2 separate regions of the Mus musculus genome follow, and region 1 is linked to region 2. The links are chromatin loops, found by intact Hi-C in ENCODE. Cell type or tissue: heart. All regions are shown on one strand. Each heading gives the region's core, and the rest is flanking DNA. Links, peaks and the distances in the headings are about the cores only.

Region 1 (9,661 bases), core at 3,453-5,952, 160 kb after region 2:
CTTCTTCTGACCTCCCTGGGTACGCTAGACGCATGCAGGCATGAGGCAAAACTCATACACACAAAATAAAAGTTAATAAATCTCTAAAGAAGAAGAAACAAATGCTGTCAGCAACTTCTCAGTGTGCTGTACAAGCCTCCACCTCGCATCTCATAGAGCAGGGCCAGCCCGGAGGAGGAGCGCGGAGAAAACCTAAACCCAGAGGCCTCCGAGTTCCCTCCCACCTAGGAGCTCCCACTCTGCTTCCTCCCTTTCTGGTCTCCGGGAGGCAGAAATCACGTTCAATGAACATGGATGACAGTCCTGCTACAGACCGGTTTGTACGGCTGCACTGGTCTGGTCCTGCTGCTGGTGTCTCTCTGCCTCGCTAGATGCAGCTCCCCACATTAGGCCTGACAGACTAGACTCCTGAAGAAATTAAACAGCCTGCAAGCAAACAGCAAAAGCTGGTGAGAACAGGAAAGAGAGCTTGGTCCGGGAAGTACTGGCCGCACAAGTCTGAGGACCTGAGTTCGATTCCCAGCACCTGTGTGAAAGGCGTGGCATGTGGATGCACACTTAAGATTCCAGACTGGAAAGGTAGAGACAGGCAAGTCCCTGGGGCTCCCTGCCAGCTTACCTCGCCTGAGAGCCCCAGGTCCAAGTGAGAGATCTTGTTGCAAAACACAAGGTGGATGAGCAACATTGCTACCCAAGGCTAACCCTCCAGCTCCCATGCTCATACTGTGCACTAACACAAATGCTGTGTCATGATAGCCCTATAATGTCTACGCTGCTGGCACTTGCATTCTACAGATGAGGCAAACTGCAGATCCTATCCTTCCCCAGACCAGCCTTGAACCCATCCTCCTGCCTCAACCTCCAAAGTAACAGGAATACATAATGTACAATAACACCACCAGCCTAATTTTAACTATCTATCTATCTATCTATCTATTGCTTTATTGTTTGAGAGAAAGTCTCAATATGTAGTCCGGCCATCCTGGACCAGGCTAGCCTAGAACTCACAAAGCTCCATCTGCCTCTGCCTCCAGAGTGCTGGGATTAAAGGCGTGCGCCACCATGCCCCGGCTACCTTAATTTTAAGAACCATGAATTCTACCTGGTAAGTGACCTACCCAAGGACACAGTACTAATAAATGCAAGGATTTGACTTGCAATTCCTAATTCTCTTTCCAGGCCACAGGGACTGCTCAGCACTGCTCAGCCACAGCATACATGTAGTTGATAGAGGACAACTTTCAGGAGCTGGGTCTCTCCTTCCACCACAGGCTCTGGGGATCAAAGCTGGGTCATCAGCCTTACGCAGAAAGCGCCTCTACTCACTGAGCCATCTCGCTGGCCCAGATTCCGGAACCCTCAGCTGCCTATGCTCAAGCACCCACTGGGCTTTCTCCCTCAACTCCCATGCTCACATCCTACATACAGCCCGTCAGCCCCCGCCAGCTGTGCTTCTGCAAGAGTCGGCAAAGACCCCTAGTGGAGCATGTGCAGTCTCATGGCCTCTGTCCAGAGAAGGGATGACTGCCTAATTACTCATACAGGCAGGCCAGCGAGTCACTGCACCAAATCCAGCCAGCCTGGCACCTGGCAAAGTAGAGCAAGAAGTCTTCGTGGAGCTCAAAGGAAGATGAGGCGGCTGCATCCAGCTTGCCTGGCTCCACTACCAGCTACTGGGTCCTTCTAACCGCGTTCATAGAACATGGACAGTGGGTGACTGACCATACCTCCCAAGGTAACAAGAGAAGCTAAGAGCCCAGGAGACCTGGGACAATCAGGGGTTCAATCCTTAAGAAAACAAGTTCAGGGCTGGCTCAGCCGCTGACATTCCACCCTGGCGTGGTAGCACCATATAAACTGGGCACTTTACCTATATAATCCTAGGCATTGGGAGGTAAAGGCAGGAGGGTCAGAAGTTCAAGGTCACCCTCAGCCACATAGTGGATTCAAGTTCTGCCGGGAATACATGAGACCTTGTCTCCAATTAAAAAACAAACAAACAAACAAAAACAGAACAAAGAAGTTTCAGTTCAGTGGGGCCAAATGACAGAGAGCAGAAGAGACCAGCAGGAAAGCAGGGCCTGGGGCACAGTAACCTTCAGCCCCGAATATGCAAAAGAAAAACAGAGCAGAGACTAAAGAGACACCAGGGACCAAAGGGGCAGCAAACAGGAAGGAGGCAGGTCATCTTGGAGTTACATGCCAGAATGAAGGAAGCAAGATGCAGGGTGATGATACAGCCTCACAACACAGGGTGTGTGTGTCACTTCCTCTCAAACATTCAAAGGCTTTCTGTTGACCACACCGGGATCACACCAAAACCCTCCGAGAGGGAGACATGACAGGCCTCCACATCTGCTTGGGGCCCCTGCTACCCTCCTCTCCTCCTCCATGCTCCATCTCTAACTCCAGGACCAGGAAGGCACTGAGCATACCGAAGGTCAGAGTGGAAAAGCCTGGAGATTGAACCAACTGACCTGTGATGGGGAAGGTGGCAGCCCCACCTCACCGGATAGTGGAGGATAGGATGGGAACTCATGAAAGCACTTTGAACTGTGCCTGACACATGGTAAGTGCTCAAGAAACTTACCAGGGGAGCTGTTTTTCCTACTGTCCTCTGGGCCCCTTCAGAGCCCTCTCTCCCTACCCCAAGTAGAACACTGTCTCAAATGTATTAGTCACGTGCTGGGCTACCTCAGCCAACCACAGCCTTTCACAGGGGACAACCCAGGTCTCTGGCCTCTCTTCCCTGATGGCCAGCAAATTCATGGCACACAGGAGGTATTCAGCAAGCACCTGCTGCCCCCAAAAAGACCTCAGCCAAGGTCCTGGGGCAGACCCCACATTGAGCTCTGAGGGCCTAGCTCCAGGCTTCCCAACACTCACATCAAATCCCCAGTCTCATTCGCTGCTGCTACTTACTTTCAAAACAAGAAAGGCCTGGGCCCTGCCTTGCCTAGCAGCTTCTACTCCAGGGAGCACATGGAGAGAAATGAGCACAGCGGGACTGGAAATAGCACCGAGCCCCTCTTGGGGAGAGGCCTGGGCAGGCCAGCTGGCAAACAGAAGCAAAGCCTCAAAGGCAGGGAGTCCTGGAGGGCCGAGGACACGGCTCAGCAGCACACTGCCTGCCCAGAGTGCCTGAGGTCCCGATCCAGTGCACAGGACCAAAAGAGGGGAAAAAATGGGAGAGAGCAGCCAGCCGACAGGCCTGGTCCACAGAACTAGGACAAGCTGCCCACTGATCCCCTCCCACCCGGAAGCTCTTCTCTCCTCCCTAGTCCAACCCCACCACCCTGGGAGCAATCTACAAGGCATCCCCCAGGATTACACAAGGACGCCCAGGTCACCTATGGCTCTTAGGGGAGTATTTAGAGCCCCACCACCCACACTGGCCAGTGGGGTCGCTATCTATGTCCACCTCCGCAGCAGACTGGGAGCCTCTAGAAGAAGGTATTAGATCCTGTTCCTCTGTGTTCTACTCCAGGGACATCAGGGAGAGCAGTGAGCCAGCAGGGCCGGGAGACAGCCCTCAGCCGGGCGCATAGTAGATGCTCAGTAAGTTACAAGGCAACTTGGGCAAGACCCAGGGATGAAGGATGCTACCAGAGCCTACTAGTCCCACACTGACAAGGGAGTCACTTAATCCCCATCCCGTCCCACCCCACCCGCCTTGACCTGCTGCCTCAGTTTCCTAACCCACATCTATGCCCGATACATTATTGGCACAGCTGCCCTGAGAACAAACTGGGAAAATACACATGGAAAGCAAGAAGTCTCTGAGGAATGTTAGTCACCCAGCTTTGGCTCGACTGTCCCTTTGTACTGAAGCCTTTTTTTTTCTTTTTCCTTTTTTTTTTTTTTTTTTTTTTTTTTTGCTGGCTTGTCCATCCCCCCCACCCCCCACCCCCCAGCACTGAATCCACCTCCATACTCCTCAGTCTTTTGTCTTCTGTTTCTGGAATCCCTGTGATTCTTTCCAATTCTGATTCTGCCCCAAGCACCTGAGAGCTCTTCGATGCCTCGATCCTCACATCTGTGTGCGGGGTGAGCACCAGTCTAGCTTCTGGGGCTCCCACACCCAAGGGTTCCAACTCCGGCCCTGCACAGAACTCTCAAGATACTCAGATGTGCCGAGCCCAAGGGCCCACCAAACTTGTTGACACGAAGAGGGATGCTGCAAACAGCCTGTCAAAAAAGCCAGACCGTGGAGACCTGCACCTCCCCCTGCTGCTGATGCTGGTGGGGTGTGTGTGTGTGTGTGTGTGTGTGTGTGTGTTGGCTGAGTCTGCAGCACTTGCCTCCAGGGCACAGATTGCTACTTCTCTCCTTACATAAAGCACCTGGCAGCCAGATGAATAATACATAGACCTTCACCTCACACCCAGGTATCAGGCAGGCAGACACCTGCTTTGCCCCACCAAGGCCTCCAAGGAGGGAGGGATGAGATGTCCCGCCTCATACAGTCCTCCAAGAAAGGATACAAACTAAAAATCCGAGCCCGTTCCCCAGACTCCCTAGCTTTGCCACTGCCTGGAGCTCCTTAGCCCCAAGCTAAGCATCCAAGCAAGGTGTCCAAGGGCGTGCCCAGGCAAACAGGCACCACACACCCAAACCAATCTCTAGGGTTCCTTTGAACACCCAGCATCCTGGGAGCCCCAGATCCCTATCCCCCTTCAAATCTACTGACCTGTGTGCAAAGCGCGCGCACACCCCCATTTACGCATGTACCGTCTCAAGGGCCGACCACCGGGCCAGGTCAAAGCCACTGCACTGAGGACCGACGTCTCCCCGCCCCGTTCGGTCGTGCCAGGCTGCAGCACACCCACCGCGGTGCGCACAGTCCCATCGGTAAGAGGCTGGGCCCCGCGCCGCCCACCCCGACTCCCCCACGAGCAGGTCCGGTTACACTCAGGGCCCCGCCACGCTGGCGAAGCGGGCACACCCACGGGCCGCTTGGGGGCCTCCGAGTCCCTGCCTCCCCGCGGGAAGTCCCCAGAGTGGAGTTCTCCCCAAGGTGCAGCCCCCGCCCGGTCCCCGTTCATCCCGTGCATCCGCCGCCCGGGTACCTCAGGAGCCCATGGCGCTGGAGACTGCAGGCGGAGCAGGCGGCGCCGCAGCCCGGTATCTCGGCCGCCGCTGGCGCGTCCCGAGCCCCGCCGGGTACCGCCGCGCCGCGCCTGCGCACTAGGAACGCCGCTGGCGGGGGCGGGGCCGGAGCGCGCCGCTGAGGTCACTCGCCGAGCCTTAAAGGGGCCGCGCGCTGCGAAGCACCACGCGCAATCTCGGGTCAGGAGAATGGTGAGGTCCTCTTGCAACTCGCAAACGCACCGCGAGAGACCCAGGGCCCAGGTTTCCTAGTCCAGTCCCACCCACCACAGTCCTGGGATGCACAGTCTGACCCGCGGGATACAGACTGTCCCGGACACTCGCGAGCTAGCTTGAGTTTCAATTCTCTGAAAGCCTTGTATATGCCAACGCTGAAGGTGAAACGAAATCTAGTTGACGTTTGAGACAGGGAGGGTGAGTGTGAGACTGTGGAACGGACTTCCACGGAACGTTTTGTATAGTTATGCAAAATGAAACTGCTCTAGTGGAGCTGCCCCACCTCATTCCTAGCAGCCTAACGAACCGATTCTAGAGGAGTCATTCCAGCCCCTACCCCACTTTGATTTGTGAGGTCCTCGTCTTACCCAGATGACTGAAATGTGTAATATGCAACCAAGTTTATTTTTATCTCCAGCTCCAAATGTCTACCGACGCCTCTTACTTAGCGGGCTCAGCTGCTTTCCCCTCCACACACATTTCTTCTTCACAGCATTCCCCAATCCCTGCTTCCAGTCTTCAAGCCAGAAAGTCTAGTATTATCCTTGAGTGCTGCCCTCCCTCTCCCCCTCGTCCCATCAGCTTGGGCAAGACATCCTGTATCCCTAGACTCTGACCTCCACACTACTGAACTGCTGTCATGTCCAGGCTCTGCCCAGGTACTGTGAGCATCTACTTAGCCCGATTTTCCAACCTTGTCCTCGGCGGGTCTGTGCCAATGTGAGAATCAGGGATTCCTTTAAAAATCCAAATCGTTGGAGGAATGCTTGCTTACCATTCACCAGACCCTCAATATAATTCTTTGCACCAAAGTAAACAAACAAACGAACCCACCCAAGATGAACTATATGGCACTTTGCTCAAAACCCTTAATTAGTTCCTCATGCCATTCCAAATGAAGCCAACATCTGCAGATCTCTGCACAGCCTTGATCCAGCATCACCCTCCGCAGGCATGCCTGGCCTCATCTCCTTTTCCTGAACACTGACCTCTTGCTTTCCCTACAACCAAGTACAAGCATTCAGCTTCCATGCCTTTGCACCTGCTGTCCCCTCTGCTGGGGCTACAGTTTCCCCAGACATGTCTTCAAAGTCTTGCTTGGCTGGCTTTACTAGGGAAGCTGAAGCAGGATTGTTCTGAGACAAATACCTCCTTCCCAGAGTAAGATTGCTGAGCCCCTCACCTGCAGTCCATAGTCAACATCTCACTGTGCCCTGTTCTCCTAATAAAAGTTCATTTCTAACACGTATCGATTGTTTTCCTATCTTATTATCCATCTTCCTAGTGAACAGACTGTTGCATTAACTTTGGGGAGATACGTGCCCCAAATAGGAAGGCACCCAAACAAACCAAAGATTCTACACATCTCCCTCCATGAACCTGTGAGTTTATTGGTCATACTATGGCAATGTGGGTGAGGGGTGGGGTTACTGGCATCTGTAATATGTAATTCCCCTCCCCTCACCCCTGTCCCCAAATGACCTTTGGGAGTTAAGAATTCTTGGGAGGTAGAAAATTCTAGAAGCAAGCCACTCCCATAAAGCTGGGGGGGGGGGGGGCTCATTACCCATGCTGGACTGGGACTTATTTCTTTCTTCTTTTTTGTTTGTTTGTTTGTCTGTTTTTAATCACCCTTAAGAAGCAACCGTTCACTCTTGCTCCTATAAGCAGCTGACAGACTCGTTGACTGTTCTTTAACCAAGCTAGATGGAGCAGAATCATTCCTTTATTCTGTGGTCAGTCCCTTCCCTGGGATGAGGAGACATTTGTTCATGTCTCCCCAGGAAAAGTGCATGCAGCAAGGATGAAGATGTCTGACAGTTTCTTGTTTCCTGATGAAAATTAGTATGCTGCACTGGGAGTACTGGCAAGCACGTACTGAAAGTATCTGTAACATGGACAAATATAATAGCTAGGTCCTAAGGGGGAAGCTCGGGGTACTTGAGGGGCCTGAGTTCAGCCCTCATGACTACATGACTGAAGGAGAAAACCAGCTCTGACCTAGAGGCACACACAGTGACATGAGTGCACACACACACACACACACACACACACACTAAATAAATAGATAAAATTTTTTCAAAGACAAAAAAAGCCAAGAATAGTAGCCTTTAAATGCATCATATCGGAAGCAGGAGCACTAAGTAGATCTCTGTGAGTTCAAGGTTAGCCTGGTCTATGTAGCAAGTTCTAGACCAGCCATGGCTACATAGTGAGACAGTCACTCAAAGAAATAAATAAGATGAGTGATAGCAGCGCACGCCTTTGTTCCCAGCACTAGGGAGGCAGAGGCAGGTGGATCCCTGTGAGTTTGAAGCCAACCTGATCTACAGAATGAGTTCCAGGACAGCCAGGGCTATGTAGAGAAATCCTGTAGACAGAGAGATGAAATGACCTCTTTTGTCTTAGTCAGGTTTTTTGGTTTTGGGGGGTTTTTTGCTTGTTTGTTTGTTTGGTTTGGTTTTGGGTTTTTTTGTTTGTTTGTTTGTTTTGTTTGTTTTTTCGAGACAGGGTTTCTCTGTGTAGCCCTGGCTGTCCTGGAACTTATTCTCAGGCTGGCCTCAAACTCAGAAATCTGCCTGTCTCTACCTCCCAAGTGCTGGGTTGAAGGTGTGCACCACGACTGCCCAGCATTTAGTTAGGGTTTCTATTCCCACACAAAAAAAAATGACCAAGAAAAGCAAGTTGGGGAGGAAAGGTTTTATTCAGCTAACACTTCCACATTGCTGTTGATCACCAAAAGAAGTCAGGACTGCAACTCACATAGGGCAGGAACTTAGAGGCAGGAGCTGATGCAGAGGCCATGGAGGGATGCTGCTTACTGGCTTGTTTTCGTTTAGAACCCAGGACCACCAGCCCAGGGATAGCACCACCCACAGTGGGCCCTCCTACTCTTGATCACTAATTGGGAAAATGCCTTACAGCTGGATCTCCTGGAGGCATTTCCTCAAGGGAGGCTCCTTTCTCTGTGCTAATTCCAGCTGTGTCAAACTAACACATGAAACCAGCCAGTACATCTTCCCAACCCAGGTTTGAAATGTACAGCTTCTCAGTGTTTCCTGAAGAGTTGCTATCTCCTGTGGGCAAATTCCTTGCCCCAACTGTCACTGTGTCTACACCACTTACAAACCAGATCAGTCTGATAGTCCCTGCCCCCTCCAGAGCTGTTGGACCAAATCATACCCAAATCTAGATTCTTAGTCCCTGCACCCCAGGGGTACTCATGGTTCTCAAGTAACAGCCGCCTTGTCTGGCAGGGCACAGGCAGGTGCTGGGTATTTTTAGGCATGCGTTGCCAGAAAAGGGTCTCAAAACAGAAAGTCACCTGACCTGGTGACAGAGCTTTTGACAGGTGGCACCAGGAGCCAGGGCTGGTTGCTCCCCTCACCACTTAGGCCTACTGAACAGATGAGGGCCAGCAAGCTAGCTTGGTGGTGGCATTTGCCGGGAAGCTTGGGGACTGAAGTTAGGTCCCGAGGACCCACATGATGGAAAATAGGGCACTGTGCCATGTGAGCCCCTCCCCTGTCATGTCATATACACGCACAAATAAATTTATGTAAAGATAGAGGTAAGACTACATCTCCTCCCCCACTTCGTACAGACTTATTCTCAGCATTCTATCTGTCCTTTCTACTCAAAGATCTCTCATCCCTCGCCAGTCTGCTCTCCAAGTCTGTGGCCACCACCCTGCTTCAGCCTGCTTCGACTTCTAGGCCATTCTCCTTACACCTGCCCATCAGTGCTAAAGGAACGTCTTTCCCCACTCACAGCTCCACCCCCTTTCTCCACAACTCCACCCCTTTCTCGTCTTCTTGTTCCTTTTCCTTCTTGTTCATCTATTTGCTGCAGTGCCTAGAACCCAGGACCTCTGCTTGTGGGGCACGCTGCTGTTCCACTGAGCTAAGCCACAGCTACTAGACCTAGACCGGTATTTTTGTTTTGAGATAGGGCCTCGTTCTCCTTCTGTTGCTTGGTTTACCTCGGAACTGACTAGGTAGCCCACGCTGGCCTCAAACTTCCTTAGCCTCACGAACCGTGGGATCACAGACTCTTCCCTGTTCTGATCAATTCGTTTTTCCCTAAGGGAACCTTAGAAACAACCTCACAGCCACTGAAGAAAGTTAAAGAAATAGAGTGATCCACACAATAACTCTCTCTCTCTCTCTCTCTCTCTCCCTCTCTCTCTCTCCTTTTTAATGTGCATGGGTGTTTCGCCTGCAAATACATGCCTGGTTCCCTCAGAAGGTACAGGTGCCCTGGAACTGGAGTTATGGTTATAAACTGCCATGTGGGAATGCTCTTAACAGAGGAGCCATCTCTCCAAACCCTTTAA
Region 2 (9,661 bases), core at 3,818-6,317:
CTCTAGCCTGCGCCTACCAACTTTTCTAATTACTCCTGCAGACCATGCTTAGTCTTTCTTAGTCATGGCAATGACCTCACCTCCCTGGGACCTGTTTTCTTGTTGGGCAAAATCATTGTAGTGACAGCATCTTCAGGAAACTTGAAAGGAAGGGAAGAAGCTCTCATTTTGGTTCTGTCATATTTCACACGTTCAGGCAGGCTTCTTCACTCTGTCCATTCTCTCAGGAAACCTCTTCCCGAACATAGTCGAGGTACTTCAGCAGGCATTCTCTGCTCATGCAGACAGTCAAAACCAGCCACCACCAGCTTCCCTCCATCTGCTTTGTTGGCTTTCTCTCAGCAGTGTGCCAGAGTCCCCATGGCCCCCCACATCACTGCTTGTAGTGTTTGTAATGTGCTCTGAAGGCTGATAGTGTTTACCTTCTTCATCTTCCCTTGTAACACTGTAAATACATTATGAAGCGTCCTTTAGGCATGACTTTTTAAAGAAGATTTAGAAACTAGAGGTGACACAGGAGCCAGACATGGTGGCTCATCATGTTACTGGAAGGCTGAGGCAAGAAGGTTGCTAGTTCAAGGCCAACCTGGGCTACAAAGACAGACCCTGTCTCAAAACCAGCTGAGAGGTATAGAACCACTGCTGGTCATTTGAGGTTTCTGCAGTTCCTCTCTGATCCAGTTTGTGCTGCTCCATTTGTGTGTGCCTCCTGCCTCTGTGTGTGAACCCCATGTGTGTGTGCCCCCTGCATTCATGTATAGATCCTATATCTGTGTATGCCCCTTGCATCTGTTGGGACTCCATGTCTGTGTAATATGAACCCTATTTCTTAGATGTGCCCCCTGCATCTGTGTGTGGACCCGTGTCTGTGTGTGTGCTCCCTGCATCTTTGTCTTTGTCCCCCAGTCTGTGTGTGTTCTCCATAGCCAGCTGTCTCTTTGCTGTTATCACCGAACAGTTCATCTTTAACAGAAACACCACCTCACAGCCAGTGAGTACAAGTCCCATTGAAGGAACTAAGAAAAGGGCTCACAGGCATAGGGCCCTTACTCAGAGTAACCCAGGGCTGTTCTCTGGAGACCAAAACTAGATGCTAGAATTATTAAACACTGTTGGAAAGCCCAAGAGGTGGTGACAGTGGAAGGAGCTGTAGGAGCCATGAGGACCGCTGGGTTCCTATTGGGAGTCTCAGCTGTTGGCACTCACAGCCTGTCTTCTGTCCCCTTCCCAAGAGTGGCGAGGTTTTCTCTTGCCTTTGTTGGCACTACCTGAGGTGGAAGGAGGGCCTGCTTAGGTCCCAAGTTCCACTCCATTGTTCCCCTACTCCTATACATCTGCAGGTATTTGATAACACGCCTGCAGCCTTGGATGGCACTGTGGCAGCTGGTGACGAGATCACTGGGGTCAATGGCAAGTCAATCAAAGGAAAAACCAAGGTAGAGGTGGCGAAGATGATTCAGGAAGTGAAGGTAAGATGATTATGAGAGCTGGAAGCTTGCTCTGTAGTACGAGACAAAGGCTGTCAGGTCCCTGGCTGTTGGGCCTAGCAGGCTCAGGGTTCACTGCCTATTACTTAGAGAGCATTATGAGGGACACATTCCAGTCTCCTGGACCCCTGGATTCCTGTGAGTTCCCAGAGATGCTGAACACTCAGATGAGCTGGGATGTCCCTGCTTGGGGCTGCAGAGGCACTAGATGCTAACAGTGACTTCACTGAGTCAGTAGACTCTAGTGAGCACAGCTGGGCCATGTTTGCCCTAGAGTTTTGGGGAGGGACTACTTCCCAAGTTCTCCAAGGACTTGAGGCTATGGAGAACCCTGAGCGCAGACATTTCTGGTCCAGATGCAGCCCACATCCTTTCCACCTGCTCATCCCCCTCCCTAGATGTTCCACTGAACCCTGCTCTGTGCTGAGTCCTTGTCACTCACAAAAGAAGCGTGGCCTGCTCACTGTTCCCTGGCAGTTCAGCCACTGAAGACCCTTGGGAAAACTGCCGAGGGACGCATGAGAGAGTGTAAAGCCACAGAAGATAGGCAGTCCCAGAGTCAAGGGTGGGATTCGGCTTGTGTAGACTTGGGCCCAGAGCCTGAGGCCCCAAACCCTCCCCTTCCCATTGGCACCCTCCCAGGCTCCAGGACCAACCCTTACTATCCCCTGCCCTGTGTGTGTGTGTGTGTGTGTGTGTGTGTGTGTGTGTGTGTGTGTGTGTGTGTGTGTGTGTGCGCATATTGAAGTTTGGATTTATTTTATGTGCATTTTGTCTGGAAGTATGTATATGCACCACCACATTTGTCCTTGCTGCCCTCAGAGGTCAGAAGAGGTCATGAGATCCCCTGCTTGGAGTTCCGGATGGTTGTGAAGCACAGAGTGGGTGCTGAGAACTGAACTCAGGTTATGCAGAAGCAACCAGTGCTCCTAACCACTGAGCCATCTCTCCAGCCCCCATGGTCCCCTTCTTGCTCTACTCAGGCATTGCTCTGACTTTCTTTGTCACACTCTTAATCCTGTCCCTAAGTCATCCTGGTACTGTCCTCACTGAGAACTAAGGGGTTACCTCTGTAGCCCCACCTAGTGCCCCTTTAGGCACCAGGCAGACTGAGGAGGGACTCAGAGCTCAGGACCATGTCCGTCCCAAGGGACCCTTCACACCCTACCCGACTGACCATGTTGGCTCACTCTGTGGGTGTAAGTTTTCAGTCCACGTTTGTTGAGAGTACATTCAGCCCCAATCTCAGAGGCCTTAGGATGGCAAGGACTAGAGTAACCATGTGGCCTTCCATGTACAGATGTCCTTTCCTGAGCAGTCACTAGAACATGGGACTAAGTGAATCCCCAAGTCACTCTACCTTCCCTCCTGGTCCCTGAGAAGCCCTGCTCCTTTTTCTTCTGGTTGGTGTACTAGAGCCAGATGTGTAGAAAGTAGTTTCTGGGGGGCTCTAGCCAGGGGCCACTGTCCTGATTGTGTCTGTACTGCTCTTGTAGGGGGAGGTGACCATCCATTACAACAAGCTGCAGGCGGACCCTAAGCAGGGCATGTCCCTGGACATTGGTAAGACAGGCCAGAGCAGCCATGTGCCAGGGGCTCTGGCTTTTCCTGTCCAAGCTAATCCAAAAGGCTGGGAGGAGCCAGGTGCTCTCCTTGTAGCTGTTCACAGGCCCCTGGCCCTGCATGCTCACTGCCCTGTATTTTATACCCTTCACTACCATACCTTGACCTGTGTGTCACATCCAATTTTAATCCCCCTCCTCCATGGCCACTCCTGCTATGTACTTTTGGGAAGATGTGTGGTGCAAACTGGACCTTATAATGTATATCTTAGATAGGGCTTTATTGCTGTGAAGAGACACCATGACCAAGGCAACTCTTATAAAGGCAAACATTTCATTGGAGCTGGCTTACAGTTTCAGAGGTTTAGTCCATTATCATCATGGTGGGAAGCATGGCAGCATCCAGGCAGACTTGTGCTGGAGGAGCAGAGAGTTCTACATCTTGATCTGAAAGCAGCAGGAGACTGTGTATCACACTGGGCATAGCTTGAGCATAAGAGACCTCCAGGACTGTCCCTACAGTGACACACTCTCTCCAACAAGGCCGCACCTCCTCTAACAAGGCCATACCTCCTCCAACAAGGCCACACCTCCTCTAACAGGGCCACACTTCCTAAGTGGGTCAAGTATTCAAACACATGAGTCTATGGGGGCCATACCTATTCAAACCATCACAGTGTGCTGTTTGGCAACTTGCCTGTGGCTAGAAGGGCTAGATCTTGTGAGACATGAGGCTTGGTGGTCTCCTGGCAGAACACCCAGATAATCCATATTTACCTAGAGCCCACAGCCCTTTAGGGCAGAGACTAAGGACAAATGAGCTCACCAGTGGTTTTTTTTTTTTAAGATTTATTTATTTTATTATTTATTTATTTATTATATGTAAGTACACTGTAGCTGTCTTCAGACGCACCAGAAGAGGGCATCAGATTTCATTATGGGTGGTTGTGAGCCACCATGTGGTTGCTGGAATTTGAACTTCGGACCTTCAGAAGAGCAGTCGGGTGCTCTTACCCACTGAGCCATCTCACCAGCCTCACCAGTGGTTTCTCTGTGTAGCCCTGGCTGTCCTAGAACATGCTCTGTAGACCAGGCTGTACGTGAACTCAGAAATCCCCTGCCTCCGCCTCCCGAGGTCTGAGATTAAAAGCGTGTGCCACTTCCTTGGTCTGATATGCTTGTTATTGAGCACTTTGATTCCATCCCAGGACCTGTACCGAGATCTTAGCTGGTTACATGAAGTGACCAGCCAGTGGCACTTAGTGATGCCCACCACCCTGAGGTGTCCAGCTGGAGAACCCTTACCTTGGCACAGATTTTCTCATGCTGGATGGGAAAGAGGAGTGATAAGGCTTTCTCTGTCTGGCCTGTGTGCTGGTGCTTGCACACACAAGTTCTGGGCTTTCACTGACACCGGTAGCAGAGAGCAGGCCACAGTCTTTGTGCCAAGCACTCCATGTTTACCTGTCCAGCTCCTCCCAGTGGGGGAGGGGGGGTGAGTAGGACAAGTAGCCCAGGATAGACTGCTGTGAGCCCTTGCTTCCTAACTGCTCCAAGCACCAAGCCGAGGCTTGTTGTCTTCCATCTACTCGCACACTCAGTGAGGCAGCTGTGATGGGGCGTGGCCTAGACAGCCCGGCCAGCAGCAGACTCATTGGCCTTTCTCTTGCTCCAGTGTTGAAGAAAGTCAAGCACCGGCTGGTAGAAAACATGAGTTCAGGCACAGCTGATGCCCTGGGCCTAAGCCGCGCCATCCTGTGTAACGGTAAGTCCTCCTTCCACCCTCTGGCTCAGCTCCCATCAAGCAATGGGCCTGATAGTGTTCATGCGCCTCAGTGTGGACAGCCAGGTTACACCTCGTCAGCTCCCCACGAGCTCCTACAGCTGTCAGCTGTGGGCTTTAGGTCGCCACCAAGGAGTTGGGGGCAACACAGACTTGGGAGGACAGGTGCTCCCTTCTAGCTGGGGTGCCTGGCCAGCCTGAGCCCCGCTCCACTGCCTGCATGTTCCACTACAGCCCACTGTGTGGAGCTCCACTACTTGTCCTGCACTGTGCTGTCCTCCTCAGTCTTGCCTTTGACCAGGAGGTGGCGCTGCTGTCCTTGTCTCCACTTCCTCTGCCTGTGCTGGGAGAAGCCATGTGCAGGCAAGGCACTTTACACACACACTGGATGTCTCCCTAGGAGGCTGATGGAACCCGTGCTCCTGCTCCTGCCGTCGCCAGCCTATGCTTATAAATAGCAGTGCTATGCATGTACGCGGGGAAGATAAAAATACCCATATAAACTGTGGGCTCAGCTGGGCACAGGGTCTTTATTGGCTGGGAGAATGGGGGTGGGGCCTGAGCATGTTCCAAATAGGGTACAAAGTGGCGGCTGCTATTTTCAGCCTCGTGGTGCCTATAAATCCTTGTTACTGTAGTCACTGTGCATTGAGATGAAATTAGAACTGGTTGTTGTTTCCCCCAAACCTTGCAATTTCCCTAGCTGTAAATAGGATTTCTAAAATTGAAGCTGTCATGTCCCATGACCCAGCTAAAAACAACTGCCTGCTGGCCACGTGCTTATGCTTTAGGGAGCCAGGACATAGAGGCTGTGGGCCACAGCAGCCTCCTGAAGACCTCCAAGGTGTACACCTTCCCCCTCTCCCAGTCCTAGCCCTTCCTTCACACAGCAAGCTTTCCTGCCCAGAGAAAAGCCTCTGCCTGTGTGGAGTCCCTCCCCTCCCCTCCCCTCCCCTCCCCTCCCCTCCCCTCCCCTCCCCTCCCCTCCCCTCCCCTCCCCTCCCCTCCCCTCCCCTCCCCTCCCCTCCCCTCCCCTCCTGCTTAAGATACCCTGCCTGAAGCTTCACACCAAAGTGCACCAAAGCCTGAGAGCAGGATTCTGCTTAGACAGACATAGCTGTGTAACTTTGGGCCAGCTGCCCTACCTCTCACCCTTCAGCTTTCTCTGTAGGATAGGCAAAGTGGTCCTTGCCCCAAGGTGCAAGCTGGAGAAGGGCCAGTGCTTATCAGGGACCTTAAGTGTTCCTGGCACACAGAGAGGTGACCCAGTGTGGCTGCAGGTGTTCTTGGGCCAGTACCTGGCCTGGGTAGGGCCTAGAGGCCCTCACCCTCTCATGAGCGGTGTGTGTCCTTCATCCCCACAGGTGGGGATCTATCCAGAGTTGGGGAGGTCCATTGCTGCACTTGGAGCCCCGAGGGCAGGACCTGGATCTTGGTTTTACCAGAGTCACTCCCCATAGGAGTTTGTTTTGACTAGGCATGTTAATTAGGTGAGCCATGGGAGCTTTTGATTGCTGAGCCTCAGCACTTAGCCTTGGTAGATAGCCAAGAAGTGGCCAAGCCGGGGAAGAGACCTTGGCTGGCTTTTGGAGTGCAATCCAGTAGTTTTTAGTAAGGCAGAGGGAACAGGGGATAGGCAAGGCCTTCCAGGGCCGTGCTCGCCAGACTTGGGCCAGCCAGAGCCTCTTCATAGCCTCTCCTCACAGCTGGCCTCTGCAGGGCTGTTGTTCTCCCTTGGCTTGCTGAGCCCACAGATGCCCCTGGTCTTGACCTCCACAGATGGCTTGGTAAAGCGGCTGGAGGAGCTGGAACGCACTGCTGAGCTGTACAAAGGTAGGGAGGAGTCTCAGCCAAGAAGTGCCTGGTGTTGGTCTGCCATGGGGGCCCTGTCTTAGAGAGTGGCAGTGGGGCAGGGGAACTACCTAGAAAGTTTGGGGAACAGTAAATGTATCAGGAGCCCCTGTAAATTTCTGCACTATCAGAGAGCCCCTAAGAGATTGTGTGTCATACATAATCCCAGTTGCCTGTCACATGGCTGTCACATGCCTGTCACATGGGATCCATATAGGGGGCCAACTCAGCCTTCATCCCTAGGCAGTGGGGAAAGCCTAAGGATCTAATGCATAGTGGGGACCTCAGGCCGCAAGGCTGGGGGGGCCAATGTGATCTCTGACCTGGGTCTTTGTCTTCTGTCACTTGGAACTCTTCCCACAGGGATGACGGAACACACCAAGAATCTCCTACGGGCCTTTTATGAGCTGTCGCAGACCCACCGGGGTAATGGCATCCCCAGACATGCCATGTTTTACTGCAAACCTCTGTCCCTCAAGACTTAGTAGCACCTAACAGTGAGGTGTGGCCAGCTTCCTCTCTGGGCCCTTCTCATCCCCACACCAAGTCCAGCACTCTGCTCTGACCCAGTCTGATGCTGGGTGTGGCAGTGACCATGAAGCAGCTGGTCTGGTTGGCCTTACAATGCCCTGTCTCACTGCTACTTACAGTGCAGGCAGCTTCTCTTTAAGTTTGCTCTCTTCAGTCCCATGGTGGGATAGACAAAACCCCATTTGCAGGCCAGGAAAGGAAGTCCAGACAGGAAGTGGTCCCGGAGCTCATGGTGGCAGAGATGGCATTCAGACCCAGGTGTCTGGGTTCTCAGCCTGGTGCTCTGCTCTCGACTAGCGTGAACCCCTGATTTGCACTCAGGCTTTTGTCTGGTCACTGAGGGAACAAACTAGCCCCTCTAGGAGCGTAAGCCTAGAAAGAGGACGCAGCCCCTTGGTAGTATGGCCCAAGCCTCTTGAAGATGTAACCCCTTTGGATGTAGACCCCTGTCCTGCTACCCAGAAAACCCCTGGCTTCTCTGTTGGTCAAGTGAGGGCTTCAAGACAAACTTGTCATGCAGCCTTTGGGGACGTGTTCTCTGTGATTGGGGTGCGGGAGCCGCAGCCAGCAGCAAGTGAAGCATTTGTGAAGTTTGCAGACGCACACCGCAGCATTGAGAAGTTCGGCATTCGGCTACTGAAAACCATCAAACCGGTGGGTCTCTCAGAGTACAGCGTGCCCCACTGGCCAAGGCAGGAGCGATAGCTAGCACAGGAGGGATTCTGGGCTGGAGTCAGGTGCCAGATGCAGACACTAGCTTTGTCACCTCTGTGGCCATCCATCCATCAGTCACTGCTGCCCTGGGTCCCTGTTCAACTCAAGACTGGTTTGAACACTGTTCTGTTGCTAGGTCACATTTCTTGACGTAGTCTTCTAACCCTGACACATGTCCTTTGCCCAAGTCCCCAGGAAGGGATAACACATTAGTGACATTTGTCCCAACCTCCCAGATGCTGACGGACCTGAACACGTACCTCAATAAAGCCATCCCTGATACACGCCTCACCATCAAGAAGTACCTGGATGTGAAGTTTGAGTACCTGGTAAGTGGACTGCAGTGTCTGGCTAGCTGAGGTGAGCTCACCCTGGAGGCCAGCCCTGAGGCCAGCAGGCAGGCTGGGCCCAGACCTCAGCTGCGTCAGGCCTGTGGGACTAAAGTCCTGATTAGACAATTAGGAGGAGCCTAGACTCTGCATTCCCACACCAAGGAGCTCCTAGCTGCCCTCCCATTCTGTATCATTTCTAGCAGCAGCTCAGACTAGGTTTAGGAAAAAGGTGTTTTGAGTCCTAGATGATAATCTGATGCTAAAGGAGCTAAGAAAATGGCCTGTTGAGTATTCAGGCTTTTTGCTGCAGCTCTTAGAGTCCTGACTTAGTAAGCCTATACCCAGCTTGTCTTCAAGGAGCTGCCAGGATCTATTGTGCAGCCAGTGCCACCACACACAGTATCGTTGGGTTTTGGTTTTGGTTTTAGCCATTTCCTATTCTTGAGATAGAGCCCTAGGCCTTATTCATGCTAGGCAAGTGCTGTCCCCAGAGTCTCCTGAGACTTGGATATGACTGCTTTGGGATTTCTCAAGCCTTCAGGCCTTTGTAACCTTCCAGAGGGGAGCCTCATACCCCTGGTTCCCCTTTCCTGGGTCTCCGTCCATGCTTGCTTCCAGCCTATCCCAGGTGGTCCTGAACCTGGTGGCCTATATGGTCGCTCTCTTGGTGTGGCCTGAGGGCATAGGGAGGCGTGGCAGGGGGCTGGAAGTCCAGGAAGCTTGGCCACTGACTTCCTGGCTTCCTCCATCCCGTCCCACAGTCGTACTGTCTAAAGGTGAAGGAGATGGATGACGAGGAATACAGCTGCATTGTGAGTACCCAGGGGGTTTGCCCACAGTGGCATCAGGATGGCTGGGGTGTCTGGCAGAGATGGTGGGTATGTCAGGCATCCTGGGGTCTTAAGTGGACTGTAGTTCCTAGAGTTTGGAGCTATCAACTTATTTTACCGGTTCCTCTGGCTTGGGGTACCAGCCAGTTGGCCATGAGGTAATTTCTCGGATCTGATGTAGGTCAGTTTCCCCAAGTTTGTGAGGGACCTGTAGGAAAAAGCTAACAGTTCTCTTCTGAGCTGTGTTTTGATTTTAAAAAGAAAAAAGTTGGGGTGTGTGTGTGTGTGTGTGTGTGTGTGTGTGTGTGTGTATGTATGTATGTATGTATGTATGTATGTATGTATGTATGTATGTGTGTTTTGCCTGGTGTGTGTGTCCATTTGTGTGGCTGGTGCCTGTGGAGGTCAGAAGAGGGTATTGGAACTAAAACTACAGACAGTTGTGCACGACCATGGTGACTAAACCCAGGCCAGTACAAGAGCAACGACTATTCTTAACCACTGAACCACTCTCCAGCCCCTGGGCGGTTTTTTTTGTTGTTGTTGTTGTTGTTGTTCATTTGTTTCTATT

What was found. A loop is a pair of places that touch in the nucleus more often than their neighbours do. Peaks named below come from ENCODE experiments on the same cell type or tissue, not always from the same donor. Only the 100,000 strongest peaks of a DNase experiment are listed, where the experiment ranks them.
Region 1: a loop joins it to region 2, with 4 times the contacts of the local background. A loop is called at or near these places in 1 of 42 quality-filtered maps.

The regions. Positions count from the first base shown.
Region 1 is chr15:79,398,116-79,407,776 of GRCm38, forward strand. It overlaps Tmem184b (transmembrane protein 184b), which reads right to left and starts at 5,188. Exons shown (of 9, transcript NM_172608.1): 1 at 5,070-5,188. In heart, for the core only: a CTCF peak has its summit at 4,992; DNase peaks (open chromatin) are centred at 4,196, 5,216 and 5,896; H3K4me3 peaks cover 2,500 bases; H3K27ac peaks cover 2,204 bases.
Region 2 is chr15:79,238,244-79,247,904 of GRCm38, forward strand. Pick1 (protein interacting with C kinase 1) reads left to right here. Exons shown (of 13, transcript NM_001045558.1): 4 at 1,341-1,469; 5 at 2,984-3,050; 6 at 4,725-4,814; 7 at 6,612-6,665; 8 at 7,047-7,109; 9 at 7,735-7,868; 10 at 8,165-8,257; 11 at 9,022-9,072. Among named protein-coding and RNA genes, the nearest start is that of Slc16a8, 12 kb to the right of the region's middle. In heart, for the core only: no CTCF peak of the experiment used is centred there; DNase peaks (open chromatin) are centred at 4,568 and 5,158; H3K4me3 peaks cover 279 bases; H3K27ac peaks cover 1,806 bases.